2 separate regions of the Mus musculus genome follow, and region 2 is linked to region 1. The links are chromatin loops, found by intact Hi-C in ENCODE. Cell type or tissue: left cerebral cortex. All regions are shown on one strand. Links, peaks and the distances in the headings refer to the core of each region. The heading gives the core; the rest is flanking DNA.

Region 1 (15,410 bases), core at 5,028-13,027:
CGCTGTCTGGCAGCGCCAGTAGCGGTGTATCCTCCTTAAGTGAGAGTAACTTTGGGCATTCCTCAGAGGCCCCACCTCGAACAGACACCATGGACTCCATGCCAAGCCAGGCCTGGAATGGCGATGAAGACCTTGAGCCGCCCTACCTCCCTGTCCACTACAGCCTCTCTGAATCTGCTGTCCTTGATGCCATCAAGTCCCAGCCATGCAGGAGCCACTCAGCCCCAGGGTGTGTCCTCCCTCAGGATCCCATGGACCCACCTGCGCTGCCACCCAAGCCCTATCACCCCCGCCTGCCAGCCCTAGAGCATGATGAGGGTATGCTATTGCGGGAGGAGGCTGAGAGGCCAAGGGGCCTGCACCGCAAGGCCTCCCTGCCTCCTGGAAGTGTCAAGGAGGAACAGGCCCGCCTGGCCTGGGAGCACGGCCGAGGGGAACAGTGAGAAGCAGAGAGGCAGCTGCACCACCACCTTCCATGAGCAGCTTGCCCAGGCACTCCAGGTCTGAGAAGCAAGTCCCTCCCAGGGAGCTAGAGGCTTGGCACTCAGGAGAAAGCCACCAGAGTCTCTGTTCTACTGCCGTGAACTCATGTTTCGCCATGTTCAGAGGCCACAGCAGCATGACGGGTTGTGGCTTCTTTCATTTTCTTTTCGTTTCCATTTTCTCTGGGTTTTTCTTTATGCAGTAGTTGCTTTCTTCCTCCTGCAGTTCCAGACCACATGGAGCTATATGGAAATATTGCACAGACATAATTGTTTTGCAGCATTGCAGAGTCCAGGAGTAGGAGCCCAGGCCCTCCCTCCAGGGTAGAGATTTGAAGAATGGAAATTGCACTAGGGGCCTCTTCCTTTGCCGTATGGACAGAAGCATTCTTGATTGCATTCAGGGATTGCAAGGACCACATGGACTACATGTCACAGGTGGACAGAGGGGCCACAAGCCGTTTTGCACAAATGCTTGCCCACCTGCCCACTCCTCCTCCTAGGAGTGTGCAATAGAGGGGCTGGTCAGGCACATGGTGGCCTAACTGCATGCCCAGGGCATACTGCCAGGCTTCCATGGGCCGGGCTGGTCTCTTATCCCACTTGGACGTTATTCATCACTTTTATTTTGGACCTTTCGCTCCTTTCCACTCAAAACACCTCATGATCTGCAGAAGCCTCCGTGGCTCAAAATGGACTTGAAAGGGTGATTATCTCTCGTCCTGGGGCTTGACTGAAATGAAGCTAGAAGGGCTTTCACTCCTGCAGTGAGTTAGGCCCCTTCCTTGGATTAGAAAGAGCTGGTGTGAGAGTGAGGCTGGAGTGTGGCAGGAGCCAGAGAACCTTTTGCTTTCCCAGGTGGCCCCAAATGCCTGCCGCTTAGAGCCTGAATCAGGGATTTTCAGCACTACCTCTGAGCCTTGGGGTTGGCTGCCCAGCCTGGCTTCCAGGCCCTGAGGATGTGTGGTCAGGTTCAGCAAGCTCCTGGGTTTAAAAATATATAAATAAATAAATGGTGGGAGGAAACTTCTCCTTTTGGAGGCAGAGAGCCACACAGGTAAAACTGTTATCTTCCAAGCAGCCAAGTACTGAGCCCTCCACTCCAAACCCATAGGGACTGCCCACCACTCAGGGTTCAGGACAGGCAGAAGGGCAGTTTTTCAAACCTCCCCAGTCTGTTAAGTAGGGCACAGTGGTGACTTTATAGGGAATTCTTTCATGTCAGGGCACTGACGTTACTCTTGGTATTATGGTGGGGGTATGGTAATATTTCACCAGGGTGCTTCTAAGTTACTTTTTAAAATAACTTGTCTTGAGGCAATTGTTTTCCTTTTATTTGCTTACATTCCCATCAGTGATGGCCATAAAACTGCCTTCTCCTTGATGAGCAGGTATGTTGCTCCCCTGTTCCCTTAACTAGTTGGCCTTCTGGCCTGCTATGGCCAAGTTCTGGCCCCAGCTGCTTATCCCTTCTCCACAATTCTTTCCAAACAGAAAAACCCATGGTCACAGTGTTTTTCTCTTAGAAACAAGTTTAATAGAACTGTCAGCAAATAACCTATAGGAAAAGAAAGAAGGCCCATTTCCGTTCACAGTATGTTGGGGCCCAGGTACCAACAGTGTAGGGCTTTCTGATACCCTCAGGATCATTCAGGCAGAGTGGAGACTGTTGAGGATGTAGGTAGGCCAATCCAATAGCCCCAGCACCAAGGGCACACACACCTGTTCCTGAGCCCAGACTCACTGGTAAGCTTGTTTCTGGACCGTCTGGGTTCACAGGTATGAGGGTCAAGTCTAGCTTGGGATGTGATTCTTAGGTAGGGCAGCTTTAGGTTTGTTTCCAGGCACGTCTGAACCTCAGTCCACGGAGGCAGCCAGTCATCACATGCAGACATCTCCTTTCTCCACTTGATGGCACAGGAGGTAGGGAGGGGAATGTAGGGTTAAGTTCCTTGACCTTGCTTTATGCAAAGTGAAATATATTTGTGTTACTTCTCTCCATTTTCCCCAACTGGATGAAATGGACCTATTCTGAATACTTTTTATTGAAAAACCAGCCAGTGTGAGGGAAATGGGAGGTCAGAGATCAGAATCCTTTGAAAAGATTGTGAAATACTGATTTTCATTGTTTAAAGCGTATTTGTAAATACCTATTTGAATGCTGTGTATTTGTACAGGAATTTGAGCAAAAAAATGTATAGAGTATGTCTAATTGGTAATAAGCCCTATAAATGTGTTTTTAACCTCTGGCATTCTGTGCTTATTTAAAACAAGAAAACTTCTAACCATTTCTTTTGTGTATTCATGTCTAAAGAAAAACTGACTTAAAATTATCTTACCTGTACCAGAAAAGTTAAAGAAAAAAATTTGTGCCAGTGTCCCAAGAGGCATTTTACTGTATATATTGTGGTAGCATGTTATAAATCCAACAAAAAATGTGACTTTTAGATGTAAATATCTGGCAACTGACTCCCCCACCTCCATCCCTTGACTGCTGTGATGTGAATTAAAGATGAATACCTGATATTGATCCACTGATTTCACTGAATGGGAGCATAAGTGCCCCTCTCAAACCCTTGTCGCCGGGCTCCAAGCCCTTTTAGCTCCAGATACTTTTCTGCACTTAGTCGGCCGCTCTCCATATTCCGCCTTCCAGGGCGAGTGGCCAAAGCCCTTGCACTTAGCATTAGGGCAGTCCAGGCGGTAATGTCTCCAGTTCCCATCCTCGTGTCTCCAAGAGTGGAGAACAAAACCTCCCAAGATCCCATGGCCTCCATTTGGAAGGTAGACCAACGCCTCTGCTCGCAGCCTTGCCGCGAGGTCCTCAGAGGCCCAGGACGGGAAACGACTAGGCAGGCCGAGACCTTTCGTTTAAGAGGTTCTGCCGTCTGACCCAGGTTAAAGCGGGGTCTGAGCAAGCCGGCGAATCAAAGTGGACGTTCCCCTTGATTGGCTCGGCAATCCACGTGGTAGTTCAAAACAAGGAACCGCTTCTGATCCATGCTCCCGCCGCCCATCCTACTGGCTATAGGGTGGCGCCAGAAATGCTGCTCTACGAGTCCGGGCGTCGGGAGGAGTGGGTGTGGAACCAAGACTCGGCATTCGGGTCGAGTCAATAGATTGAGAGGGTTCCGGGTAAGCAGCCAAAGCAGCTGCCCTAACCCAACATGGCGACCCGTGCACCTTCCCTCCGCACCCCTATGGACCGCCCAGGCTCAATCAGCAACCGACAACTGTCTAGGTCCCAGACAGCAGCAGCCAATGAGGGAGGGTAGCGTGGAGCCGCCGGTCTGGGCTCCTGGGCACGTGGACCAATGAGGATGCAGCATATGGGTGGGCGCGGGGATCGCACACCAATGGGAAGCTCAGGTTTCTGTTCCAGCCCACTAGGCGGAACACCGCGCCGGGTGCGGTTCATTCGCGCGGCGGCGGCGGTGGTGGAGACGGCTGAGGAGGATGTGGGCTACGCGCGGGCTGGCGGTAGCGCTGGCCCTGAGCGTGCTGCCTGACAGCCGGGCGCTGCGGCCAGGAGACTGTGAAGGTGCGGGGGACCGGATGGGGGCGGCCTGGCGGCGCTAAACCCAAGGAAAGCGAAAGGGTGGGAGCGACGGCCCGTCCCGGGGCTCCGCTGGAGAAAGGGCCTCACTTATTTCCCGGGCCTAGAGACGTTGACCCATTTAAGGGAACGCGTCGGTTCAGTAGCGTTAATAACTTGGCCGGAAGCCCACATCCCGGGAGTTTTTGTCTTCCCATCACTTTAGCGATTACAGGAAGGCATCCTGTGGGCCGCAACCGTCTCGGGGTTACTAAGCTGCACTTGGGGGTTCGATGTATTTGGAATGAGGAGCATTTTGATCATTTGCTTCAGCCTTCAATCTGTCCCTTATGAGGTCACAATGAGTTCCCTCAAGGACACGTGTCCACTCTAGACTTAAACTTGAAAAGAGCAGAGAGGGTTGTGTGTGGGTCACTTGGGTAATGTTCATTCCCAGCATGCAACTGGGTACAAGGACCCCAGCAACCTAAGGGCTCTGTGCACTTCTGAGTACCCGAGTTAAAAAAAAAAATTAATCCCTTCTAGCAAAACTGCTGACAGAGTTTTTTCCAGGGGAAATGGAGACTAATAATTACTTACCATCTCCTCCCTCTTTTCCAGTTTGTATTTCTTATCTGGGACGATTTTACCAGGACCTCAAAGACAGAGATGTCACATTTTCACCAGCCACTATTGAAGAAGAACTTATAAAGTTTTGCCGTGAAGCAAGAGGCAAAGAGAATCGGTTGGTAAGTAGCTGGTGACCCACCCAGCCTGTCCCTGGCTCTTGGGCACTGTCCACTTTGTGATGGGACTTGTATATATACTAATGTGAGGTTTAAGTGTTTTTATCCTCTATTTATTAAACATTGCTATAAGCTGAATATTGGTAAGACCAGGAGAGAAAATGACAGGCAACTGCAAGGCAGTGATGCCAGATGCCATGAAGGAAATAAGCTAGGAGAGTTGGTGGGTGGGAGCTGAGAGAGAAAGTAGTGGGTATCTACCTCTGAGGACAGGGAGTCAGTGAGGTGGAGTGAGCACAACTCAGGCAATGGGAGTGCCCAAAGACCAGAATGAATTTGGTGTGATTGGAACCAGAAGTAGTTGGCTAGGTGCCCCGAGATGGCCAGGGCCAAGTCAAGGTCAAGGACCCTGGCGGAGCATCAGCCTCTTGTAGCTTTAATTTCCATGGTAGTCTCTCATCGGAACTCTAACTCTGCAGCTGAGCATATATCAAGTGCCTCGGGCCTGGGACAGCTAGATCTGGGCAGACTAACAAACCGAAGCCTTGGCAAAGAGAGGTTTTCAAGGTGACCTAACAGTTGTCTGGAACTGGAGAGTTGGTTATGAATGTGTGCTGCTCTTGTGGAGGACCTGAGTTCAATTCCAGCATCCACAGCACCCTGCACTGCAGCTCCAGGGAACCTGATGCCTTCTGGCCTCTGACACATGCTCTCATGCATGCAGATTTTTTTCAAGGCTTTCATTTTGTTTTGTTTTGGTTTTTGCTGCAGTGCTACTACATTGGAGCCACAGATGATGCTGCCACCAAGATCATCAATGAGGTGTCGAAGCCCCTGGCCCACCATATCCCTGTGGAAAAGATCTGTGAGAAGCTGAAGAAGAAAGACAGCCAGATCTGTGAACTAAAATACGGTGAGTGTGACTCGGACCCTGTGCCTTCTACCATCTCTGCATACCCTTTCTGGACTTAACTTTCTAGCCAGAAGAGTCATCAAAAGCGGGTTTGTAGCATAAAGGATGATTCTCTGTGCTGCAGGGAACAGACTTGCGCATCGAACATAGGTGGAGGTCAAAGGGTGACTTAACATACTTTGAAGGATGAGGGTTGACCCAGAGGCCATCTGATAGAGCAGTGCAGATAGAGATTATAGATAGTGGTGGAGTACGTAGAGGTCAAGTTGGACAGAGCCTTGGGGGGAAATTTGGCTTTTAGTCTAAAAACTTGGGAGCTTTAGAAGTTTTTGAGCAGAGAAGTGATGTGGTGGGAACTTGAGTTCAACAGTCATGGCTCTAAACCCCAGGCGTGACAGTTACAGCATCACCATGGCAGAGCCCATCTGGTTGCACAGAATCCTAGTCTCGAGAAGAGCTAGGCCTCTCCTATAAAGTTTAAACGATGCCAGTGTTTACTGCACTAATGTTCGGGAATTTTGTACTTGTGTGAATTTGATTTGGTATCCTGGTTGGTTCTGGTGTCGGTTTGTTTGGGTCACGTGGGTTATGGAGTAAGTGTCTGACTCTGGTGCCTCTTGGGGAGGCTAGGGGTGTGTCTGCTCTGCTCAGCCTGGAGCTGTCCTTTGTGCTGGCATGTAGGAAGCCCTCGGGGAACTGGAGCTATGTTCCTTCTCTAAACCACATAGGCTGTCTGCACTGTGTGTCTTATGGTGGCTACTGACAGCCTGAGGTGGCCTTCCTGGTGAAGACTGTCATCTCAATCTTGGGCGCAGTGTGCATTTGTCTTCCCGGCCGCACGTAGGGCTGGACATCCTAAGGATGGTTTGACGTGCAGCACAGTTGGGCCTGCAGCCTCTCCTGCCCAGCCATTTACTCTCCTGCTCTCCCTGCAGACAAGCAGATTGACCTGAGCACAGTGGACCTGAAGAAGCTCCGGGTGAAAGAGCTGAAGAAGATCCTGGACGACTGGGGGGAGATGTGCAAAGGCTGTGCAGAAAAGTCTGACTATATCCGGAAGATAAATGAACTGATGCCTAAATACGCCCCCAAGGCAGCCAGCGCACGGACTGATCTGTAGTCTGCCCAATTCCTGCTGCACCTGAAGGGGAAAAAGCAGTTTATCTGTCTCTTCCCCAAATAACCATTTTGTAATTTATTTTTTAAGCGGGCTCCTGACAATGAGATGTGAACCTAGAGCTTTCCTAGTGATGCTGGCTCTGCAGTTCCCTCTTGCCCATCCCCGAGTGGGGACAATTTCCCCATCCCCAAGTGGGGACAATTTACTTCCTTCTTTGCTGGTTTACTCTAGGACTTCAAAGTTTGTCTGGGATTTTTTTATTAAAAAAAATTGTCTTTGGAGAGTTGAGCTGGCACAGTATTCTGTCCTATAGATTACTGGTTTATCTTTCCAGTCTGAAAAGATCCCTCAGCCTGCCAGTGCTGAGGGCCTGAAACTCCCATAACAGGACTTAAGAGCTTGGGCAGCCAATGTCTTGTGGGTTTGGGCTTCTGGGTGTCTGATACTTCAGCCTGGTGAGGTTAGACTTGACCCCTGACCCCCACCCCCATCCAGTCCAGTAGCAGGGGCTGAAGGTTCTTGAGCTGCTGTTAAGTCTAAAGGACATTTACATTTGGCTCAGCCTATGCAGAAGGAGAACTGTGAGCTGAGTACAGGTGGTCAGACCATAGCGTATCTTTACCCCGCCTGGTACTTAAACTATTCATTCATCGGGGTTCCAGTCTAGCATCAGAACAAGGACCCTTGCTTACCTATATTTTTGGCAAAGTTGGCAGGAATCGGTTTACAAAGAAGCAGTGTGAGCTGGTTGTAGTGGAAGGCCTGAGGGAGTTGTGTGCACTGTGGTTTTCAGTTGCTCCCTTTGCTGGCACTTGTGAACTGTGCCTCAGTGGGGAAACTTTGCTCCTGCTGCCTCCAGAGATAATGAGAAAGGAGCAACTGCTAAGAAGTTATGTTTTCCAAAAGGCTCGTCTTAGCTATCTTCTTGTGTGGTCCCCAAATTCACTTTGCATTCGCAGGGCCTTACATGAAGCCCTCTGCTGTTTCTTCCAAGTTCCTCCTGCACTTTCTCCTCCTGCTGGTTGCTTTCTGCTTATGGGAGGAGGGAAGAGCTGGGTGCGTTCTTCGACATCCTACAGATGCATCAATGATCCAGCAACCGTCTGTGGAGAGCATAAGCCCTAGGGGCCTTTGAGTACTCTTGCCGGTACTTCACCTCATCTCCTGGATGTGGTCAGAACACTGGCCAGCAGTCTGTCAACTTGGCAAGAAGTGATAATGGCATTACCTGCTCTTTACCCTTGGCTCAGCAGCCCCACCTTCCCAGCCTCCTGTCCGCCCAGACACCTACAGCAGAAATTTGGACCCAGTGGCACCAAGATGCCTGTCTGTAGGTTGCAAACGCATTCTAGTTTCTGTACCTGGACCCCGGGGAGGTCTCACCTGTGTCTATCAGGACAGTGCCTGAAGAATTCGAATGCATAAGATGCCTGGATGTGGGTCCTAGGCAGGGTGTAGGCATCCTTGTGTGTCTATTTTCAAGGGGGCCAACTCTGGTCCTAATCAGAAAACTCCATGGAAGGAAATAGAGTTTCTTCAATCTAGTGGCAGGTTGGAGTGGGACGCGCAACACTTGGCTTCGGGCCAAGCGGCCACACCTGCTCCGGTGGGCGTGGCCCCGAGGCGGAAAAAGATAGGCGGACCCGGAGTAGCAAGCAAGCCCTGGAGCACAAAGCGAAAGCGCAGCCGCGGCCTGCCGAGCTCGAGAGGGAATCTGCGCGCGACCCAGGAGCCGGGTGCCTGGGCTCCGGCAGCCACGCGGCGGCGCCAAAGCTCGCAAGACAGGCCGCTTCCTCTGGTTGCCAAGATGTCACGTGGTGCGGGGCCACGGAGCTCCGTGATAGGCAGCGAGCGAAACTCTCGGCCCGCCCACCGCGGTCACGTGTCGCGGCCGGCGCAGCTTGATAACGCAGCGCCGGGCCCCTCGGCGCCGCTCCCGCCCCGCCCCGCCGCCGCCGCCGCGCCGAGTCCTTTTGTCCAAGATGGCGGCGCCGGGGGCGCTGCCTCCTGGGCCGCCGCCGCCGCCGCTCTGAGGGACCCGCGGGCCGCCCGCCCGCCCGCCGAACCGGCGCGATGAAGCGGCAGAGCGAGCGAGACTCCAGCCCGAGCGGGCGTGGCTCGTCATCGTCCGCCAAGCGGCCGCGGGAGCGCGAACGAGAGGCAGAGGCGGGCGGGCGGCGGGCAGCGCACAAGGCCTCCGGCGGTACCAAGCACCCGGTCCCGGCGCGGGCTCGCGACAAGCCCCGCGGCAGCGGCGGAGGCGGCGGGCATCGCGACGGGCGCGCTGCCGGGGATGCGAATCACCGGGCGAGCGGCGGGCGCTCCTCGGGCGCGCCCGGAGGCGGGGGACGCACCGGCAAGGCCTCCGGGGACCCGGGTGCTGGCGGCGCGTCGCCCCGCGCATCTCCACTCCCGCCGCCCCCGCCGCCCCCCGGGGCGGAACCCGCGGGTCCGGGCTCCACCGCGGCTCCGGAGTACAAGACGCTCCTCATCAGCAGCCTGAGCCCCGCGCTGCCGGCCGAGCACTTGGAGGACCGGCTCTTCCACCAGTTCAAGCGGTTCGGGGAGATCAGCCTGCGCCTGTCACACACCCCGGAGCTGGGCCGCGTGGCCTACGTGAACTTCCGGCACCCACAGGACGCGCGGGAGGCTCGCCAGCACGCCTTGGCCCGGCAGCTGCTGCTCTACGATCGCCCGCTCAAGGTGGAGCCGGTGTACCTGCGCGGCGGCGGGAGCAGCCGGCGCAGTAGCAGCAGCAGCGCCGCCGCCTCCACGCCGCCCCCCGGGCCTCCCGCGCCCGCCGACCCCCTGGGCTATCTGCCCCTGCACGGTGGCTACCAGTACAAGCAGCGCTCGCTGTCTCCGGTAGCCGCCCCGCCCCTGCGGGAGCCCCGCGCGCGGCACGCCGCCGCAGCCTTCGCCCTGGATGCTGCTGCCGCGGCGGCCGTGGGACTGTCTCGAGAGCGAGCCCTGGACTATTACGGGCTGTACGACGACCGCGGCCGCCCGTACGGCTACCAGGCCGTGTGCGAGGAGGACCTGATGCCGGAGGATGATCAGAGAGCCACTCGAAACCTCTTCATCGGCAACCTGGACCACAGTGTTTCTGAGGTGGAGCTTCGACGGGCCTTCGAGAAGTACGGCATCATCGAGGAGGTGGTCATCAAGAGGCCTGCCCGCGGCCAGGGTGGTGCCTATGCCTTCCTCAAGTTTCAGAATCTGGACATGGCACACAGGGCGAAGGTGGCTATGTCTGGCCGGGTGATTGGCAGAAACCCCATAAAGATAGGCTACGGCAAGGCTAACCCCACCACCCGCCTCTGGGTGGGTGGTCTCGGACCTAACACCTCGCTGGCGGCCCTGGCCAGGGAATTCGATCGCTTCGGGAGCATTCGGACCATCGATCACGTCAAAGGAGACAGCTTTGCCTACATCCAGTACGAGAGCCTGGACGCAGCCCAGGCTGCCTGTGCTAAAATGAGGGGCTTCCCCTTGGGTGGTCCAGATCGCAGGCTCCGGGTGGATTTTGCCAAAGCCGAGGAGACTCGCTATCCCCAGCAGTACCAGCCCTCACCTCTCCCTGTGCACTATGAGCTGCTCACTGACGGATATACCCGGCATCGGAACTTGGATGCTGACCTTAGGGTGCGGGATAGGACCCCTCCACACCTTCTGTATTCAGACCGAGACCGGACCTTTTTGGAAGGGGACTGGACCAGCCTCAGTAAAAGTTCAGACCGCAGAAACAGCCTGGAGGGCTATAGCCGCTCAGTTCGCAGCCGGAGTGGTGAGCGCTGGGGGGGTGATGGGGACCGGAGCATAGCCAAGCCCTGGGAAGAGAGACGCAAGCGGAGGAGCCTCTCCAGTGACCGTGGGAGGACAACTCACTCCCCTTACGAGGAACGCAGCAGGACCAAGGGTGGGGGGCAGCAGTCTGAGCGAGGCTCAGATCGCACCCCTGAGCGTAGCCGCAAGGAGAACCACTCCAGTGAAGGGACCAAGGAGTCAGGCAGCAACTCCCTCAGCAACAGCAGACATGGTGCTGAGGAGAGGAGCCACCATCACCACCACCATGAGGCTCCAGACTCTTCCCATGGGAAAAAGACTAGAGAGAGTGAACGCAATCATCGGACCACTGAGGCAGAGCCCAAGACTCTTGAAGAGCCAAAACACGAGACCAAAAAGCTAAAGACTCTGTCAGAATATGCCCAGACACTGCAGCTGGGTTGGAATGGGCTTCTGGTGTTGAAAAACAGCTGCTTTCCGACATCTATGCACATCCTTGAGGGGGACCAGGGAGTTATCAGTGGCCTCCTCAAAGACCATCCTTCTGGCAGCAAGCTGACCCAGCTAAAGATTGCCCAGCGCCTTCGACTGGATCAGCCCAAGCTGGACGAGGTCACCCGGCGAATCAAGCAGGGGAGCCCTAATGGCTATGCTGTGCTCCTGGCCATCCAGTCAACCCCCAGCGGGCCTGGCGCCGAGGGCATGCCCGTGGTGGAGCCAGGCCTACAGAGGCGGCTTCTCAGGAACCTAGTCTCCTACTTGAAACAGAAGCAGGCTGCAGGGGTGATCAGCTTGCCGGTGGGTGGGTCTAAGGGCAGAGACAACACAGGCATGCTCTATGCCTTCCCGCCCTGCGACTTTTCACAGCAGTACCTCCAGTCAGCGCTGCGGACATTGGGCAAGTTAGAGGAAGAACACATGGTGATAGTTATAGTAAGGGACACCGCCTAGCCCGCACCTGTGCTTTCCAGCTGTGTTTGTGTCACAGAAGCAGTTATTTTAAAGATCTGCTCCTTCTCCACCTACCTTCTCCCTTGGTTTGAATTCTCTGCTGGGTTTTTGTGGTTCATTTGGTGGCATCCTGTCTACTGCTAAAACTAAGTTCTTAGATTTGGGGGGAATTTTTGTTTTTTTATAAGAAGAAACTTATGTTTCCCGTGTATGAGATTCTGTCTGCTGTATTCTGTATTTTTTTATATTTTATTTTATTTTTTTGACTAACTGTATGGAAAATTGTCAGTAAAGCCTTTGTCAGAGGATGAATTTTTAATCCCGCCAGAGTCCTGGTTTAATCAGGTTTTTTCGTAAAGAATGGAAGGCTTCACTCAGAGCATGCCGTATGTCATGTTTTTGTCACCACTGCTTCTAAAAGTTGTGCTGTGCTGGTCCTGCGCAGCTCTTTGTGCTATCGGGGCCCAGCTCACACTTGTCAAACTTAGCTGCTGGCCAGCAGGCTTACAAGGCATGGTCCCTGTTTATACTAGCCGAAAGCTGAGCCCGTTCAGAGGAAAGGCCTGGGCCTAAGACCTGTGCCAACAGCTACAGGTAGTTTTGTTGTTTTTCCCTGCCCTAAGTGTGTGCTTTAGTTTGGGCGATGGCTGTTGGACAGAGCACCCAATTATAAAAGCCTGTTTAATGGAGGGTAGTTTTCAGTTGTGTAGTCTTGCATTTGGGGGGAGGAACAGTGCAATATTGATGCAAACGGCCGTGGGCATGACGTGCCCAGGCTCCCCCTGGTTCCGTCTTTTAGTCTTACTGTGTAGTTTAGGGTCTCCCCTATCAGTCATCTGCCTGACTGCCAGGGGTCTTGGAGGTAAGATGTTGGCAGGCAGGGTAAGCGGCAGCCAGACTTGTTAACTCTTCAATGTGCTTCCTTCGCTCTCAGGGCTATGTCAGAGCAGCCTGTGCTGCAGTCAAACTTCAAGCTTTGTGGCAAACAGACCCCCCAACTACACTGCTCAGTCTGCAAGGGTGTCAGTGCCAGGAAGATGCCCTTGATGAGTGACATAGTGTTCCGTGTTGTGACCCAGACCTGAGGTAAGAAAATAGAGAAAAGTCACAGTTGTGATGGACTAGAGCCCAAATCCACATCAGCTTTGGTATGAAGGAACCAGACTGATAAGTCCTATGTCTGGGATGGGAAAGTGACTAGGCCCTGCCTTTGTGGTCTCTCAAGTAGAAAGCCAGATCAGGCAACAACGGTTGTCACCACAGATCACAGTCAGGCTCACAATGTGACGGCTTGGTAGTCCAAACCAGTCAGGCTGAGGAGAATGGAACCCTGGTTAGAGGTTCTAGCCAGGCCAGTGCTTCAGGTCTGGCCTACCCTGAGCCAGCACCTGTGACCCCTGGGCTCTGAGATGGACCTTGAAGGCTGTATGGAGTTCATGCCTGTCTACAGAGACAGAAATTTAAGAGACTGGAGAAGAACAGGGAATTACCACTCACTGGGCTTTGGCTGGTATTCATGAGAAAGTAAAGGCTCTAAAGCAGTGGCTCTCCACCTGTGGGTCACAACCCATTCGGCAAACTTCTATCCTCCAAAATATCTGCATTACAATTTGTAACAGTAGCAAAGTTACAGTTATGAAGTAGCAACAAAATAACATGGTTGGAGTAACCACAACATGAGGAAGTGTATTAAAGGGTTGCAGCACTAGGAAGGCTGAGAACCACTTCTCTAAAGCATTAACATGCGTGTTCATCTCCCTATGTATGGGGCCACTTTCTCTGGAGCTCGGAGCAAGCCAGTCAACCTGCTAGACTAGACTACTTCAGTTCTTTGTCATACCAGCAGAAACCAGAGCTCATCCTGACAGACTGCTGCAGTTTTTCTTACAGATCCTGAACAATGAAAAGCATCACAGAAGAGTTGTTGTAGCACAGCTGGGTCCCTGTAACAAAGCAGGTTTCACCCGGGTACCCTTCCCAGGCAGAACCAGGTCACTTTATTACCCCTTTGGAAAAGGGCACCCTTTGGCTCTGGCGATCATCTGTTTCTTAGTGAAGAACCACACCCACTGTAACCTTCTTCCTTGGGCCATCTTACCCACTTCCTTTTAGTCCTTAAGATGTTAACAGGTTCTGTGGCCTCTCAGTCAGCCCTGCTAGCACTAGAGGTGGGTCAGGCGGCCAAGGCCTTGTTTGATCATGACATTGTAGCCAGTGAGAAAGCTGACAGCAGGTACCCAGTGCCTGAGATGTTGCATCAAGGCAAAAAACATGAGCAGAGAAAGCCCCTAATTGGAAGGTTTCATAGCTTGTCTTAAGTGACTCGGGTTGTGAACCCTAGGAAGAACATGGAAGGTGGATGTTTTCTCCTAGCCTCATGAGGCACATTCCTAAGGGAGTGTTGTCAAGTCAACCAAAATTGTGCTTTCCTATTATATGTGCTCATCTCTACCTTGGGAGGACTGCGTGCTCCCAGGAGCTCCTGGCAGAGCTGCAACACAGAGACTTTGCTGTTTTCTCTTCAGCTGCATCCAGGAGCAGCCATCAGCCTTCTACTGGCTGGTGTCAGCTAACCATTTAATGCCATGGCATGAAGCAAATGAGCGGCTGAGCCTTGGCTTGCTTAAAGTACCAGGATGTACTTCTTTGGTACTGGGTCCCTTCAGTGTAACAGGCTGTGTTCTTGGTGTAGGAGGCTCTCCCTACCCCTGGAGAGTTTTCACTGTCTGTGTTACTTGTTTACTTTATAACCAGTACACCCTTCTCTCAGCAAAGGGAGTAGGGTTTCTGTAGCTGTGATGCCTATGTAACAGAAACAGAAGCTACAATCTGGGCAAAATCAGAGAGAAAATTAACTTTGTATTTATTTGGGAAGGAGAGAGGCAGGCTGAGCAAAGCATGAGCCCCTGATGCTTTGTCAGTTTTAGACCTTGCCAGTTTTTCTCCAAATCCAGCCTGACCAAGCCTCAAAGTACCCCTGAACTGTTAGGACTGAAAAACTGTCCAAGTCCCCCCTAATCTCAGACAAGGGGTAGCCAGAATGCTCCTTAAAAGTCCCACACATGGGGGTAGAGATGTACCCCCTACCCCGGTCCCTTCTGCCCCCTTGTTTGTTATCCTCACAAAGCCTTCAGCAACTTCAGGCCAGGCTCAAGTGCCAGAGCCACCGTCTGTCCCAGGGGTTTGCTGTGGGAGGCGGTGTTCTCTCACTGTGGAGGGAGGGCTCTGCCTTCCTTACAAGTCCTCTGAGGTCTGGCCAGAACTGAGAGGAGGAAGGGGAAATCCCACTTTGGTAAAAGAAAACAAGGAAAGGCCATAAACAAAGACAGACTTGTAGTTTATTTTGTAATTTTTTTTAAATAAATACACTTTACATTAAAGAAAAAGACCTTTGATTTGTAATTTCCACATTGGGGAGAAAGGGAAAGGGAAAAAAAAAAAGGCTTGAAAAACTGAATCACAAAGAGGAAAGAGAGGGAGTGAATTTATACCCCTAAAGTTCTCTCAACTCCACAAAACCAGGGTCCACACGACTGACTGCTGCCTGGCCACCGAGGCAGGGAGTTAGGCATTCCCAGTGCTCAGGCCATGCCGCCCATTCCCGCTCTGGCACAAAGGAAAACAAATTAACTTGACAGCATATGAGGCAACAAAACAGGTTAAAAATCATATATTATATTTATAATAAAATATTCTTAATCCTTATCAATTTATGAAACCACGATTTTCCTCTTCATTTAAATACGTATGTAAAAATGCCTCTATATGTTCTTTAGACATCATTTTCTTCCAAAGAAAATGAAGTGCGGGGATAGGAGACTGGTGGATAAGTTCAGACCCTCGTTAGAAATGCCTGGTACTTTTTTTTTTCTTTTTA
Region 2 (15,410 bases), core at 4,134-12,133, 650 kb before region 1:
GGCGTGGTTGCCGCTGGATGGGATGGGAGGGGGCTTGTCCCAGGAAGTCTCGGGTGGGTAGACATCGCACCCGGAAGTGAAGCTACTCCGTAACGGAGCGGTGGCGCGGCTGGCGGGGCCGAGGGTCCAGTTTATTTTGGAGGAAGTCACTGCGTAGAACCTGAGAAGCAGGTGAGGAGGGCAAAATTCTACGGTGGAGGTACAGCGTGTCAGGTGCACATGGGGAGGCAGTGTGCAAAGAAATTCACGCTTAGGTAGGGAAGCAGCTGGGAAATACAATTCCCGTAGTGCTCCACGCCTTCCGTTCCGGCTAACGATGACGTGCTGCATTCTGGGATTTGTAGTCTTCCTCCTCCCACTTGGAAGGTGCGATCGTTACCACTTCAAATACAGGTGTTTGACAGGTAGACTGCTAAGTTGGGACTGTTAGTGCCGGCACTACTCTGCTCCTGTCATAACTTCTCCGGGAAAAGGTGCCATTTCTGTCCTGAGTTACTGTCCCCAGTGAGGGGCGTGGACAGTGGGCACTCTTGCCAACGCCTACGATGCTTTCAGGCTGTGCAGCTATCGGCTGGGCTGACCATGGCCCTTTCTGTGGAGACGGAGTCGCATATCTACCGAGCTCTGCGCACTGCCTCTGGGGCTGCAGCCCACCTCGTGGCGTTAGGCTTTACCATCTTTGTTGCTGTGCTTGCCAGACCTGGCTCCAGTAAGTAGAATTCATAGTCCACTTATGGGAAGGGAAAAGCTACTTCTCTTGGGGAACAGGGGGCAGTAGGAAACGATGGGCGTAACTCCTGAGAACAGGATTGACTGGCTGAAGGATATTCTCTGTTGAACGTATTTAACGTCGTGGGAAGAGCAGACCAGTGTGGGGGCTCTGCCCGCCAGGGCAAGCTTTAAGTACATGGCTTCTCTTCCTTTGATTTGGCATTTCATTCCTGACTTGTGGGGATGCTGGAGGAAGGAGCCGCCAGAGGAGTGGCAGAGCGTGCTTTCTGTCCAGGGAAGAGAACAGGGGGTGGGTAAGATGAGCTTGTTACTGGAGGAGGCTCGCATTTTGACCCCTCCTTGGGTGATGGATGGGCTGTCCATCCCGGCTATAGAGCCTGGTATGCTGGTTTCTTTTTCCCTAGTTCCATGAGGCGCCCTCTTCTCATTCCAGGTCTGTTCTCCTGGCACCCCGTTCTTATGTCTCTGGCTGTAAGTAGTGGGTTTGGGTAGCTTTTAGGGGTAGAATGTGGGCGTTGTTGGTGGCTCTCAGAATCCTTGTAGGCATTTAGTGCCAGTGTAGACGAGCTGTATGTCCTCACTCCTGCTTCTGACGAATATCCAAGGCTTGAAAACGGTATTCATGACCCAGGACGAACAGATGAAGCTCACCCAAGCACAAAAGGGCGGCTTCTCTCACCTCCAGCTAGGAAGCTGAGAAATGGCATTTGGAGGCTGCTCTGTCCCTAAAAACCTTAATTTCTGGTGATGCATCTAATTGTCCCTGAAACAGTGCACCCGTGTGGCTAGCTCTTGCCAAGAAATTGTATCCTGCCCCATGGAAGGGAGACAAAGCTTGTGAATCATTTATAACTGCCATGTCTCAAACCTTGTTTGCTGGGTCACATAGCCGAGGTGACATTTCAGAAAAACACCCAGGAAGAAGTCTGGAGAGGCAGCTCTAACTACTCAGGGCAGCCATTTTGTGCCACACAGGGCCTTCATCTTATCAAGTGCAGCATTTTGTCCTTGGGGGAAGGGGACGGAAGGGGGTGCACCTTTGTGGAGGGTTAAGTGCTCAGAGCTCACTTGAGTTTTTGTCTCCTCAGTTCTCCTTCCTGATGACCGAGGCACTCCTGATGTTCTCTCCTGAGAGTTCCCTGCTGCGGTCCCTCTCTCGGAAGGTCCGCGCACGCTGCCACTGGGTGCTCCAGCTGCTGGCCCTACTCTGTGCTCTGCTGGGTCTAGGTCTTGTCATCCTCCACAAAGAGCAGCTTGGCAAAGCACACCTGACCACTCGGCATGGGCAGGCAGGGCTGTTAGCTGTGCTGTGGGCAGGTCTGCAGTGTTCAGGGGGCATGGGGCTGCTCTACCCCAAGTTGCTGCCCCGATGGCCCCTGGCAAAGCTGAAACTCTACCACGCCACTTCTGGGTTGGTGGGCTACCTGCTGGGCAGTGCCAGCCTCCTGTTGGGCATGTTCTCACTCTGGTTCACTGCCACTGTCACTGGTGGTGCCTGGTACCTGGCTGTGTTGTGCCCCATCCTCACCAGTTTGGTAATCATGAACCAAGTGAGCAATGCCTACCTGTACCGCAAGAGGATCCAGCCATGAGCACTCACCAGTTATTACGAAGGCTGGATTTGCACCTCAGCTTCGGACCAGGAGCTCGGAACCTGTTGGACTCTCACAACTGACAGGGTCTGGGGACATTTCAGGGACTAGGGCACTCAGGGGTAGATCTCCTCACACTAGAGTGTCTCCCTTTTCTTGCTGTCAACCCAGGGGAGCATGGTCATGTGTCTGGGTGAAGTTGGAGTTGCAACAGTCTCCCCAGCAGCCATACAGCTTATATTTGTACTGGTATGTCCAGAAATCATGGAGGAAAGAAAAGTAAAATAAACAAACAGAATCCTGAAAACCTGTCGGGAGGAGCAGCGCAGAGTTGAGGATGGTTCTTGCTAATGCATCATGGTAAGAAAATGGTCAGCTGGGTAAGGAGGGGCCCCTCCTTGAATGGGAGTCCTCAGAGCCTGCTGTGAAACTTCCTCTGATCCCAGTGCATTGGGGGGCTAAGTGTGGACGGCACAGCTATTTCCAGCTAATTGTGCTAGAGTCTGGAGACTATGGCCAGTGACAGGAGATGGACTTAGAAGTTGAACCATGGTCATTTGTGGTGGCGGGCAGATCTCTGTGAGCTCTAAGCCAACCAAGGCTACATAGTAAGATCCTGTCTCAAAAGGGAAAAAGAAAGTAGAATCATGAACAAGAGAAATTTGCCTTCTGTTTCTGAGACAAGGTTTCAAGTCTCCCAGGTGGGCTTTGAACTCACAACATGGCCTAGGATGACAGACTTCAGATTCTCCTGTTTCACCGCAGTGCTAGGATTATAGATGTATGTACCATGTATGTCCATACCATGCCCCACTTATGTAGTGCTGGGACCCAAACCCAGAGCTCTGAAATGCTAAGCAAGTGTTCTGTCATCCAAGCTATGCCTTCAGCGCCTGGTTTTGTTTGTTTGCGACATGGATTATAGATATGTGCCACCATGCCCTGCCTAAGCCAGCACCTACTGATGGAGAAGTCTGTCAGGTCCACTGGCTGAGGGTCTCCCCAGTAGACCGAGGAGAGGGAAAAGGAGAAAGGGACTAAGGTGATGGCTCAGGCAAGACTGCCCAGCAGCAGGTGTGTATTAATAGACAAGAGGTATGGGCAGTGGGATTCTTAGCCAGGTGGAGGTGTCATGGAACTGAGCCCTAGAACCCAGAAAACACATTTAACTTTGCATCTGATAAAGATGAGAGGGCTGCACAAGGTGGTCTGACGGAGCCCAGGAGCCAGACCTCAAAGAACCGCTTTATTGATACTGTGAAGCAGGTTTGGCTGCCCGCTCAGATGGTCCTGTAGAAAATACCTGGGAGCTGTGGCAGCCCCGGCTAGGCACAGTTGTCACTGCCACAGCAGAAGGGCACAAGAAACCCTGATGAGAATGCAGTCTGGGGGTGGGCGGGGATGTTCAGACCCACACTGGCTGGGTCCCCAGAACATTTTTGGCAAACACAAATCCTTGCCTTGGCTCGGGGCTGTTGGCAACCAGTTTCAGACATAAGGGCTGGCCCAGGAGCCGTGGCACCAGTGTCCCTGCAGCCACTTCCTTGGTGAGGAATTGTACCGCTGAGGTACAATCTTACTGCAAATGGGGATCTGCACTGGCTGCTGCTCAGAGACCCCGTACCTGGCATTGTGGTTGTCTGGAGTCAGAACCAGGTAGCAACAAGGGTCCTGTGTTAGTGTTGTCCAGACACAGCGGAAGGCCACAGGAACCCCCAGCAGACCCTCTTCCCTCTCCTCAGAGCAGTCAGTGCTCTGCAGTAGCCGAGACGGATCGGGAAGGCATGGGAGTAGAAGAACTGCACTCAAAGTGGTCTAGAGTAGGGGAGCTGTCTCCAAGGTGATGAGACTGGATTCCGGGACGGTCACCTTCCCTGGGGGCGTGGAAGCTTCTTCTAAGGGCAGAGGACTGTCCGTTTTTGCCCCAGCTTCCTCTTCGTCATCATCCATGCTGGGCCAGGCTGACTGATCCTCCACTCTCTTCAGCCGCTCATTGAGAGCCTTTAGGGCTAGTTGCCTGGAGCCAGAAGAGAAAAGGCAGGTTACACTGGGTTTGGGAGACCAACATACTCTGCAACCTTCTTCAATAAGGCCAAATCCTCCTACCAAAGAGGTTTGCCTCCAAATCCCACGTTTCCCATCCCCGTGCCGCGTCTAAGAGCCTGGGCCAGGATCTGCTTTGGCAATTGAATGAGGACCCAAGGCACCTCCAGACTGAGAAGGCTACCTAGATGTTGGCAGCCTACCTAGCAGGCCAGCCACCACGGATACTTCTGAGTTTGCTAGCTAAAGACGGGTGGGTGTAGTGCTTCTGTCAGGAGTGGCGTGTTTCAGTCCCTAGAAATGCGTCCCACGTGCGCTGGTGTCATTTCCAAGGGCAGGGTTATTTGGCTTTGTGGTACTAGGGATTAAAGCGAAGGCCAGCACTCCACCACAGAGCTGTCCCCAGCCCTTAAACACTTTTTTTTTTAGGCAGGTCCATACTGCTTCAAACTAGCTCTGTAGCACAGGCAGCCCTTGGATCTCCTGTCTCAGCCTCCCGAGTAACAGGATTAGAGCCTGTATCACCAGGCTCCCTCAGCGAAGGGCTCTTAATGAAGCAGCCTCAACTTGCATGGCCCTTCCTATGACAATTTTTCTAGAAGCTTTTCTCAAAGCCACCCAGACCTTAGCAGAGCCTTTGTAGCAGAAACAGCCATGTGGGAAGGCCAGAGAGCAGGGTCTGTTGTTTCCACAGGGTAGACTTCTGCAGGCATTATTTTGAGAAAAGGTGGGAAAATACCCTTGGAAATTTTCTTTAGGACACCCGAGAAGTCTCAAGCTGTAGGGCCTGCAGCATGCCTTGAGTGCTTTCCCACCCCTTGGACACCAGCTGTAAACTCTTTTAAGGAAGACACACCCTACACACCAAGCTACCCAGCCTCAGTGAAGGACAAGTTTCCAAGTGTTCAGCACTCTTGCCCACAGAAGGTGAAGTGTCCGTGGATCCCGATGGCTTACCTCTTTGCTGCTACAGGCAGACACGCCACCCTATGGCGTTCTAAGATCTAAAATTTCTACCACGCCAAGAAAATAGACAGGAAAAGCAGCAGGGATACAGGCACTGAAAACACTAATGTGCTCCAGCCTAGCCCAGTAGCAGGTCTTCCCTGTCACTCCACAGACTACTCTTGGAGATGTCCTTGCCAGCAGTCACTTTGTGGAATCCTCTTTCCTCCTTGTAGCCCTTTGGGTCCGAGAGTGGCATGCAGTTGCATGACAGTTGTCTGGGAGTTGTCACCCACCCCATGTGACTGGGCCAGTCCCCACTCTTCCTTTTCTATCCACTTTTTTTTTTTCTCGAGACAGGGTTTCTCTGTATAGCCCTGGCTGTCCTGGAGCTCACTCTGTAGACCAGGCTGGCCTTGAACTCAGAAATCCACCTGCCTCTGCTGAGTGCTGGGATTAAAGGCATGCACCACCATGCCCGGCTTTCTATCCACTTTCTTGATCCTGGAGAGAGGCTTTCTGAATGACCAGTCAACTGTCACAATTCAAGACTTCTCACTGGGGCAAGGGCAAGCTCTGGCCCAGTCCCATCTGAACAGCTCTAAGGACAGCTTTGTCCTTAAAAACTCAGCCCCCAGCCCATTTCCTCTACTAAGTAAGGTCAAGATGGAGTGGTCTTTAGGACACTCCCCAAAAACTCAAGCTGTAGTGCCCAAACTTAGGCCTGCAGCATGGCCTGGCTGTGTTCCCACACCTGCCAGCTGCTAACTCCTTCAAGGAAGGAGGCTACACTCAGCTATAGAGCCTCAGTGGGGAATGAGCTGAGAGAATTCTTCCCCTGAGGTCAGGAACCCCTTTCACAGGGGAGCAAAAGCAGGAGCCCGTGATAAATGCTAAGGAATAAGGTTGGCGAGAAACTTCCTCAACAGTCTCAGGAAGAACACTGGACACTGGGTCTCCTGGGAGCTGGGAACACTGTAGAGAGTCCATAGGTCTCAGAAAGTAAGACCTGAATTCAAAGAGCATTCTCCTGCCTTGGCTAACGTGTTCAGTGAATAATGCAGTGAGATTACTGATGCTGCACTTGAGCAGGTGATGCAGAGGTCTCTGACCTGCCTGGTGTGGTCAGGAGGCTCTCGCAGTGAGGCACACAACCTGTCTCCGTTGGTGATTGGGGTAAATTTAGTAATACCCCAATCATCCTACATTAAGAAGGGAAAGACTTAAGGACAAAGACCTCCTTCCCCATTTCCCATCACAGGAGAAAAGAGCCACAGTTTCTGTCTATCACTGGACCAGTGCTTAGAATTTGGAAATTCTGAGGCAAGACCAAAGGTAACTGGGCATTCTGTAGCCAGGTTTAGTGGTCCGAGTTGTGAGGTACACAGAGTCCAGAAACCTACACATTCAGTTCCCTCGAGGCCAAGACCTGAATCCCTTTTCTGAAGCCGCTCCCAACACCTGCCTGTAGCTCTCCAGCCTATATAGAGCAAACATCTCAATGGCTGGTTATGTGGCCACACCAACAGTCTAGCTACCAAGATTTTAGAGAAGTTCCCAGTACCTTCTGCGCTCCGCATCTTGAGGGTCTGTGCCTGGGAGGCTGATAGTGATGGACGACGGCGCTCCCACATCGTAGCGCTTCACTGTCTTCTGGCATATCTTTACTTTCACCAGGAGGCCGTGCACCAAGTTCGCTAGCAGCCCCACCACCGGTTGCAGGATCTCCGGGAAGAAGGTGGCAAAAGCAAAATGGTCAGCCATGTCCCCTCGGCCCCGGCTATGGCGCTGATAGAAGCGAAGATACACCCAACTGGATAGCAGCCCAAAGCCGTAGGAAGCCAGGGCTGGGCTCTGGAGCAGCGTGGCCAACCGGAGGAGTAGCAGCAACGCCAGCAACAGCATGGGAACGACGCTGACGCGGACCTGGGGCACTCGCAGAACCACACAGTCTCCCATAGTTTGCTTGAGGGCTACCAGAACACCACCTAGGAAACCCAGGGCGCCGTGGATACGAATAGTGAACAGGTAAACCAAGTTGAAGGAAGCCATGTAGGTGAGGAGGTAGGCGAGGGCCCCCAGAAGCCCCACTGACACATTCACCACCGAGAAGAAGATGAGCAGCTCCAAGGCTCCCCAGAGGGGCTCCAGTAATCGCCCGGCCACAACCACTGTGGCCAGGCTAATGGCCACGTCCCACACGTGCTGTTCCATGAGCCCGTGGGTGGCCAGGGTCCAGATCCAGAAGTTGGGTGGGAAAAGGTAGCCTGGGGTGACGGCCAGGCAGCCCGTGTCCACAGCGAAGGAAAGCAGGTAGAGAAACAGTACCACGGCGCACAGTGCCTTCACCACCACGCTGGCGCTGGCCAGGATGGCCCCCAGATGTTGGCGGGCACCAGGTAGGGCGCGTTGCATCTTCCTGGCGGACGTTGGCTTAAGGGAATGTGTGGAAGGTGGCCTAGGGGCCTCCCCGGGGCCTCGTCCCAGTTCGGCCCCGACGGGAGGCCCGGGCCCGGCTACTTCACTGGCTTCTGTTCCGTGGGAAGGCTCTGGTTCCGGTTTGATCCGGTTGTAGTTCCAAAGCGAGGAGAAAGTCTTCTTGCCGGGGACCTGTCGTTAGGCCCTGGGTAGCTTGGGCTCGCCTGCCTGCGGGTTCCGTCGGCCCAGCGGCCAGGCTAGCGTTAATCTCAAGGCTAGGCTTCCTCCATCCACTCTGAGACTCTGCGATCTGCGGGGAACTGGTGCCTCGTTCCGGCCCAAGTCAAGCCCGTTTAGCTCCGGCTGGGCTAGGGTTTTGGCTTGACGGTACCTCCTCCCCTCTCCGGGGCCGACAAACAGGGGCGCCGCGCCTGCGCGCCCCCGCCGGCGGCCGCGGCAGTACGCCCTCTGAGCGCTTGCCTTCCGGCTTCTCGGCATGCTGGGATACGGAGTCCTTGGGACCTAGCCGACCGGTTTCTTCATAGAACCACAAGTCCCAGAAGCTGTGCGCCGACCGGTCCCGTAGAGTGTACGGGCTAGGGAGCTTGGGAGTTGTAGTTTTCAGTGCTTACTCCTCCAGTTCTTAGGAGTTATGGAAGTTGAGATCAGTATTCCTGATGCAGTAAAGGGAGGTGTTAAGTGGGCGGGTTCAAGAGGTAGCACCGCCTTGGGCCACACACACTTGCTCAATTCTTTGGAGGAGATTGGCTCTATTTAGGATTTGTACAGGTACAGCAGTGTCTTTGTAAGCAGGTACATAAGAATGTGAACGGTTCTGATGAGTTGTACCAACGTGTGTGAACTAACCAGAAACTGTCGTCTGGCAAGTGAAGCCTAAGATGGGCTTGTTCAGTCATTTGTAGTCACTGTGTTATTGACCAAGTTCCCCGCTGCAATTTCAGGAGCCTTAAAAATGATGATGATGGCAGGCTCTTCCTATCTTAACGATCAAAGAAGGCAACTGTGTAAACGACTTGCCATTGTTGTATTGGGTGTTCGTTCACATTGTCCTTGTTCCAGCGAATTGTACTTGTAATTGTACATGAACTTTCCACCTAAGGGGGAATAAGGGTCAAGGCTGTGCTACTTCAGCGACTCTTTTCCCACTTGATTCCACTGGACAGAGAAATCTCCCTTGAGCTGGAGCGATGGATTAGCGGTTAAGAGCACTGACTGCTCTTCTAGAGGACCTGGGTTCAATTCCCAGCAACCACATGGCAGCTCATAACTGTAACTCCAGTTCCAGGGTTTCTGACACCCTTACACAGACACACATGCAGGCAAAACACCAATGAACATTAAAGAAAAAATATATTTAAGTCTCTCTATAAGTGCCAAGTTGGTCTAGGCTCAACTTTATGCTATAGTGGCTGTCAACAGGGTGTTTGAGATGTATTTAAAAGTTATTTTATAGCCGGGCGTGGTGGCACACACCTTTAATCCCAGCACTCGGGAGGAAGAGGCAGGTGGATTTCTGAGTTCGAGGCCAGCCTGGTCTACAAAGTGAGTTTTAGGACAGCCAGGGCTATACAGAGAAACCCTGTCTCGACCCTCCCCCACCCCCAAAAAAGTTATTTTATTTACATGTATGTGTGTCTTTGTGTGTATATGCCGTTAAGTGTGCAAGCCACCACAGAGGCCACAGCATGTCGGAAGCTGGATTTCTGAGCCACCAGATGTGGGTGCTGGGGTACAGGTTCTCTGTAAGAGCATCAGGCATTATTAACTATGGAGTCATCTCCCCAACCCTGAGATTTTTGTTATATATATATATATATATATATACACACACATATATATATACACACATATATATGCATATTTTTAAATGTGATTAATTATATTACAAGGGACTTTATTATAAAATCCCCTTTTAGCTATTGATCTCAGTACAACTGCCTGTGTGTTCAAAACTACCTTTCACCTTTTATTTTTGTCTGGGGTTAGGGTTCCTACTGTATGCCATATACCAGTGTTTGCTAAGTTTGACTTAGCAAATCAAAATACAGAGTTACTGGGCAGTGGTGGTTCAAGCCTTTAAGGTTGATCTCTGTGAATTGGAGGCCAGCCTGGTCTACAGAGTTAGCTCTAGGACAGCAAAGGCTATACAAAAAACTCCCTAAAACAAAACCCAAACTAAAAACCAAAACCCAAAACAAAATAGAGTCAAATACTTAATCAGATTTGATTTTTGAATAAACAATTTTCAGGAGAGGGACATCCCATGCCATATTACACACACACACACACACACACACCCCAAAACAAAACAAAACAAAACAAAACAAAACAAAACTAAAACAACTCATTTGTTCCTATAGAAGCAAGAATAAATTTATTCAGAGTACAGTAATAGCACAAATTATAATGACACTGTCAGTAATAACCATGGGCCACAGGGACGATAGTAACCAAGTACCAAAAACCTTATTAAAAAATTATCAGAATCTGGGGCTGGAAAGATGGTTCAGAGGTTAAGAGCATTGGATGCTCTTCCAAAGGACCCTGGCCCAGTTCCCAGCACCCACATGGTGGCTCACAACTGTTTGTAACTCCAGTTCCAGGGCATCTGACATCCTCACACAGAAATACATGCAGGCAAAACACCAATGCTCATAAAATCAATCAATCAATCAATCAATCATTTAAAAATGTCTTAGAGTCTGGGTGGTGGTATTTGCCTATAATCCAGCACTGGGATGGCTGAGGCAGGGGGATCAAGGCCATTTATGGTGATAGAGTGAGTTTGAAGCCAGGCTAGACTACGTGAGACTTTTCAAAAGCAATAAGCAAAGGAACAAACAGACAAATTAACTGCAAATGAGAATTGACTGGACTTTATCTGACAACCCCACTCCAAACCATGTGTGTTGTTCCAAGGCACGGGAACTGTTTTGGGGGCATGAGAGTAGTTCAGACGTGCGTTGCTCTAGGTCAGCCCCTGCAGAGGAGCGAGGGAAACCTCGCCATGGCTAATCCTGGAATGTCCTTTGTCATGTTTAGTATCCAAGTTTTCCTCCAGCCAGCCTAAAAGGCACACAAACACTCTCTTTCTGTCTTTCTGTCTCTGTCTGTCTGTCTGTCTCTGTGTTTCTCTCTCCTGTGTGTGTGTGTGCACACGCGCACGTGCTCGTGTGCACATGTGTATAGTAGTTTGAAATGAATGTTGGATGGTGTCCTCTATCATTTTCTACCCTGTAGGATCCCAGCGAGCAGTCATGGGTGGCCTGGAACTCACTGTGTAGACCAGACTGTTCTCAGACCAACAGACCTGCCTGCTTTGGCTTCCTCAGTGCTGGACTTAAAGGAGCACCACCATTTACCTTCTATTTTGAGAAGGGACTCTCCTCGCTGAGTCTGGAGCTCATGGGTCCAGCTAGGCTTTGGGTTTGATGACCTCTGGGTTTTTGCCTGTCCCCACTCTTCGTGCCTCCCGCCCCCAATGCAGTGGTTACAGTCCACTGCACGGGACTTTTTACACGCGTCCTGAGAAACTGAACTGAGGTCTTCATGTTTGCAGAGCAGGCTCTTTACTAACTGGGACATCTAAGCCCTGCCACTTGAGACTTTGGCTGAACTTATTTTTATTTTGAAGATTCTCGTGTAGCCCCGGCTGCCTTAGAACTCCCTGTACAGCTAAGGATGTCCGTGGACGCCTGTTCCTCCAGCCTCCACTTACCTCACGTGGATTATGGGGCAGGCACCACTAGACCCAGCTTTCACTGATTTTCTTTAAGTCGCCTCACCTGGCGAGACAGAAGGCATTTCTCCTCCCTGGTTGCTCATCTGTGCTATGGGAATCTACTGGTAACCACACTTAAGATCACGAGAACTTAGCTGGACAATTTCCAGAAACACAGAGTGAATGGCTCTCCTGCCCCCAGAGTGGAAGAGATCGAGCATCCAGTTCAGGACTGCCTAGGTTAGTGGCTTAGTTTTCTTCCCATGAAGAGAATGCAGGGGTCAGGCGGGGGGATGCCTGGGTACCGGCACTTGTGGCCAAGTGTGACAACTGGAAGAACACAGTGGGAGGAGAGATTCCCTGCAGGCTGTCAGTTTTCCTCGGACCCCTGTGCTTGTGCCGCAGCCCCTCCTGGCAGCCAGGCCAGCCTGGCCTACATAGGGAGACCTAGTCTCCTCTCACCACAGCTTGATTAATGCAGGGACACACACATGGACACACACTGTCCTATGTAGGGAGACACACACACACACACATCCTGTCCTGTGTAGGGAGACCTACACACAGACACACGTACCCTGGCCTATGTAGGGATACCCATACACACACACACACACACACACACACACACACACACACACACACCCTGTTCTATGTAGGGAGACCTAGACTTACACACACATCCTGTCCTATGTAGGGAGACCTACACACACACACACACCCTGTCCTATGTAGGGAGACTTACACATACACATACCCTGGCCTATGTAGGGACACACACACACACACACACACACACACCCTGTTCTATGTAGGGAGACCTACACATACACATACCCTGGCCTATGTAGGGACACACACACACACACACACACACACACACACACACCCGCGCGCGAGTATGTACGTACATCTGTCAAAATATTTGCCGGAACTATCCTGGCCTCTGACCTCCCTGAATCATGATGGAGTGCGCTCTTGCTGGTGGGTGGCCTGATCCTGGCATCATCAGGTATCTGAGCACTGAGATCTGTTTGTCGATCCAGGGGAAGGATCTGCTTGTCTGGTCCTGGTCTGATCCCAAGGCTGGATCGCAGCCTGACTGAGCATCTCTCATTGGTCTTTCTTTTGGAGTCCTGGCCTTGCCTTGAGGCTCTGGCTGGTGGGGTTTTGCCCTCTCCCCTTGACAGTTTCTTTCTTAGAGGCTTGTGACTTGATACGCAACAAAGTGGGACCAAGGCAGGAACCTCTGAGGAACAGGACTGAAGCTTTTCCTCCTAGCAGAGCAGGATAGTGCTCAGAGATCAGAGCCACCCGTGGTCAGGGCCACCCGTGGTCATAACCACCCAGTCCTCAACCCAAGGCCCACACAGTGGATAGAAACTGGTTTGAAGTGAAAATATGAACATTATTTAATAACTGATCTTCTGTAATAAACCATTTGAAAATATTTTACAAGGAATCACACACACAATATTTTACAAAGTTTCTCGACTTTTTTTTGTCGCTGTTGTTTTCCCAACTTGTCTGTACAAAATAGAATAACAACAAAAAAAAAGGGCAAAGGAAATGGCCCCCAAGTCCCCCAGCCCACAGTAAGGGGACAGCTAGGTCAGGTGGGTAATGAGAGGGTTGAACCCAGCTGGGGGTTGGACAACTACCTGATGGGGATTGTTTTGTCTGGTTTCATTTGTCTTTAAACTTAAAATATATATTTATTTTTCTGTATACGTTTGTTTCTTTTTTTTTTGTTTATATTCTCCGTTGAGCACCTGACTACACTACAGTTACACACACGCCCCCACAGGACACAGCTGACATCCAGGCTGGGCACACATCATGGATACCCACCCTGTCACCAGCACTGGGCATGGACCATACACACACTGAGAAAGCAACAAGCAACATGACATTAATTAACGAAGCCATTAATTAATGTATCACCCTCCCCCCTCCTCCCAGTCCATCTGAGCCTCACAGCTACACCCCTCCCCCCTGCCCCTCAGTCCCCTCCTGGCCCCCAAGTTACGATGCCTTTGGGAGAAATGACAGAATGAAAGGTGTAAAGAGATGTGTCCCAGGTCCAGCCTCTGTGTGTGCAGTACGGTTGGTTAGACATGTGCATGGTGCAAGTGTGTGTTCAGCAAGGGAGGGGTAATTTGGCCTCCTAGGGGCAGGGACTGTGTGTGTGTGTGTGTGTGTGTGTGTGTGTGTGTGTGTGTGTGTGTGCAGAGGGAATTAGGCCTGAGTGTGCAAGAACCAGATTGGGGATGGGATGGCCCAGCCAGGAGAGACCAACTCATCCCTGCTAAGGCAAAATACAATGTCTCAATGTCTGGTGGGGTTCTTCTGCCAAAGGAGTTCAGGCAGTGATGTGTGGTCCTACTAGGGGCCGGACACTGGTGAACGATGGTTACAATGAGCACCTGGCAGGGTGAGGGGCACTTGGGGACACTGGTGGCTAGGGGTGAAACAGAGAGGTCTCCCCCCCCCCCCAGCATTTGGCACGGTTTGACATTCAGTTTTAGAGATGGGAGGATCAGCCAGGCTGCATCTCAGAGTAGAGGCAGAGGTGAGCAGAGATGGAACACACAGGCCAACCCCTTCATTGACATCTCGCCTTGTGTAAGGCTTTGTGGGCCACCCCCCATGGTGCGTGTCTGTTTGTGTGTTCCATCACAGGTATGTCTAGTGAGAGTTGGGTTTCTGCTCTCAGAGATCCAAGTGTATATGGCATGTGTCTAAACTGATGTCATTGTGAGACTGTTCTGACACCTGCAAGGCTGGGGGGTTGTAGCCTGAAAGGGCCAGAAACCAATGGGGAGGGGGTGCCCCCCGAATCTCTCACTATTACCATCTTTCCTTTTTTTTCCCCCAGAGAAGGTAAGTTTGGGCTTGGGTGGGGCCAAAGGGCCAGTTAGAGGTGCCCAGCAGTGGCAGGGTTGCCTACATAGAGGAAATCTCCAGGCAGGTGGGTCGGTGGAGGCCTGGTTTGGCATCAGTACTAGTGGCCTCCTGTCCTAGCCCACGGGGATGAGTCTAGGGACTGCGGGCACTTGGACAGTTCAAGGGTGAGCTAAATCTTGAGTGCCAAACACCATGGCACCTTACTTTGGGGTTCCCCTGCCCCAAGGCACAGGCTCCGGGGGAAGGGACCCAGGTCCTTCAGGAGAGAGTGGCCAAGGCTCTAGATTGGGGAATGTGGAATGGGAGGGTGAGCGAAAGGCTAGGAGGCCAAGGCGGGGGTATGATGTGTGTGTGTGGGTCGCTCAGAGGTGGCGAGAGGCAGCGAAGGAGTGGACTTGAGGCTGCGGCCGAGGTGGCAGGCCCAGGAGGAGCAAAAGCTGCAAGGAAACCAAGACGCCCAGCGACGGAGGGAAGGAGGCTCCGCGGCCACAGTCTGAGGTATCTTCCTGCAGGAATGGAAGACAAGGAAGCGGTCGGTATCCACCCGGCTCAGGCTCGCAGATGTCAGTAGCGTCGCTCCCCCAACTCACCGTCGCATTGTAGTCAAAACAGATGTGCGGACCTCTTCGGTATCTCGGTCTCTGCACCAGCTCACACTGCTCCGGGCCGTCCGCTGGGCATGGGTGGGGAGTCAAGGAGGCGGTGGCAAAGACGTGGGGGTGTGGGGGGGAGTGCAGGGCAGGAGGGGAGTGGGCGGTGGGGCGGGCGGGGGCAGGATACAGTGTGTCTCCTTCTGCAGCAGCCGGCCCGCCTCGCACTGGCTGCACAGCGGCTTCTCGGCCACCACGAACAGGAGATTGGTGTTGGTCAGTCTCTGCGCATGGAACAGCCTGGAGGGATGATCGGAGGGCGGAGCCTTGGAGGTTCGCTCCACCCTGGAGCCACCGCCCCGCCCACAACCGCCGCAGACCACGCCCCTTCTAACATGCCCCGCCCCTCGCTCTGCAAGTACCTGCTGCAGTTTCCGCAGT

What was found. Hi-C counts contacts between places; a loop is a spot of excess contacts. Peaks named below come from ENCODE experiments on the same cell type or tissue, not always from the same donor. Only the 100,000 strongest peaks of a DNase experiment are listed, where the experiment ranks them.
Region 2: it touches region 1 in a loop (3-fold over the local background); 9 of 42 quality-filtered maps call a loop at or near these places.

The regions. Positions count from the first base shown.
Region 1 is chr9:106,880,427-106,895,836 of GRCm38, reverse strand. Rbm15b (RNA binding motif protein 15B) reads left to right here and starts at 8,762. Exons shown (of 1, transcript NM_175402.5): 1 at 8,762-14,909. The coding sequence starts at 8,870. The coding sequence ends at 11,533. Manf (mesencephalic astrocyte-derived neurotrophic factor) reads left to right here and starts at 3,899. Exons shown (of 4, transcript NM_029103.4): 1 at 3,899-4,023; 2 at 4,639-4,766; 3 at 5,535-5,676; 4 at 6,612-7,084. The coding sequence starts at 3,939. The coding sequence ends at 6,796. It overlaps Dcaf1 (DDB1 and CUL4 associated factor 1), which reads right to left. Exons shown (of 24, transcript NM_001373930.1): 24 at 14,845-15,410. It overlaps Dock3 (dedicator of cyto-kinesis 3), which reads left to right. Exons shown (of 53, transcript NM_153413.2): 53 at 1-3,012. The coding sequence ends at 443. In left cerebral cortex, for the core only: CTCF peaks have their summits at 7,793 and 8,549; DNase peaks (open chromatin) are centred at 10,018, 10,705, 11,290, 11,420 and 4 more places; H3K4me3 peaks cover 4,451 bases; H3K27ac peaks cover 2,982 bases.
Region 2 is chr9:107,526,796-107,542,205 of GRCm38, reverse strand. Tmem115 (transmembrane protein 115) reads right to left here and starts at 8,261. Exons shown (of 2, transcript NM_019704.2): 1 at 6,877-8,261; 2 at 3,550-4,341. The coding sequence starts at 7,727. The coding sequence ends at 4,140. It overlaps Cacna2d2 (calcium channel, voltage-dependent, alpha 2/delta subunit 2), which reads right to left. Exons shown (of 38, transcript NM_001174049.1): 35 at 15,392-15,410; 36 at 15,160-15,269; 37 at 14,970-15,052; 38 at 12,863-14,885. The coding sequence ends at 14,742. It overlaps Cyb561d2 (cytochrome b-561 domain containing 2), which reads left to right and starts at 13. Exons shown (of 4, transcript NM_001357289.1): 1 at 13-171; 2 at 556-709; 3 at 1,166-1,203; 4 at 1,821-3,195. The coding sequence starts at 583. The coding sequence ends at 2,324. It also overlaps a transcript of Nprl2 not described here. In left cerebral cortex, for the core only: a CTCF peak has its summit at 8,208; DNase peaks (open chromatin) are centred at 7,201 and 8,254; H3K4me3 peaks cover 3,083 bases; H3K27ac peaks cover 1,072 bases.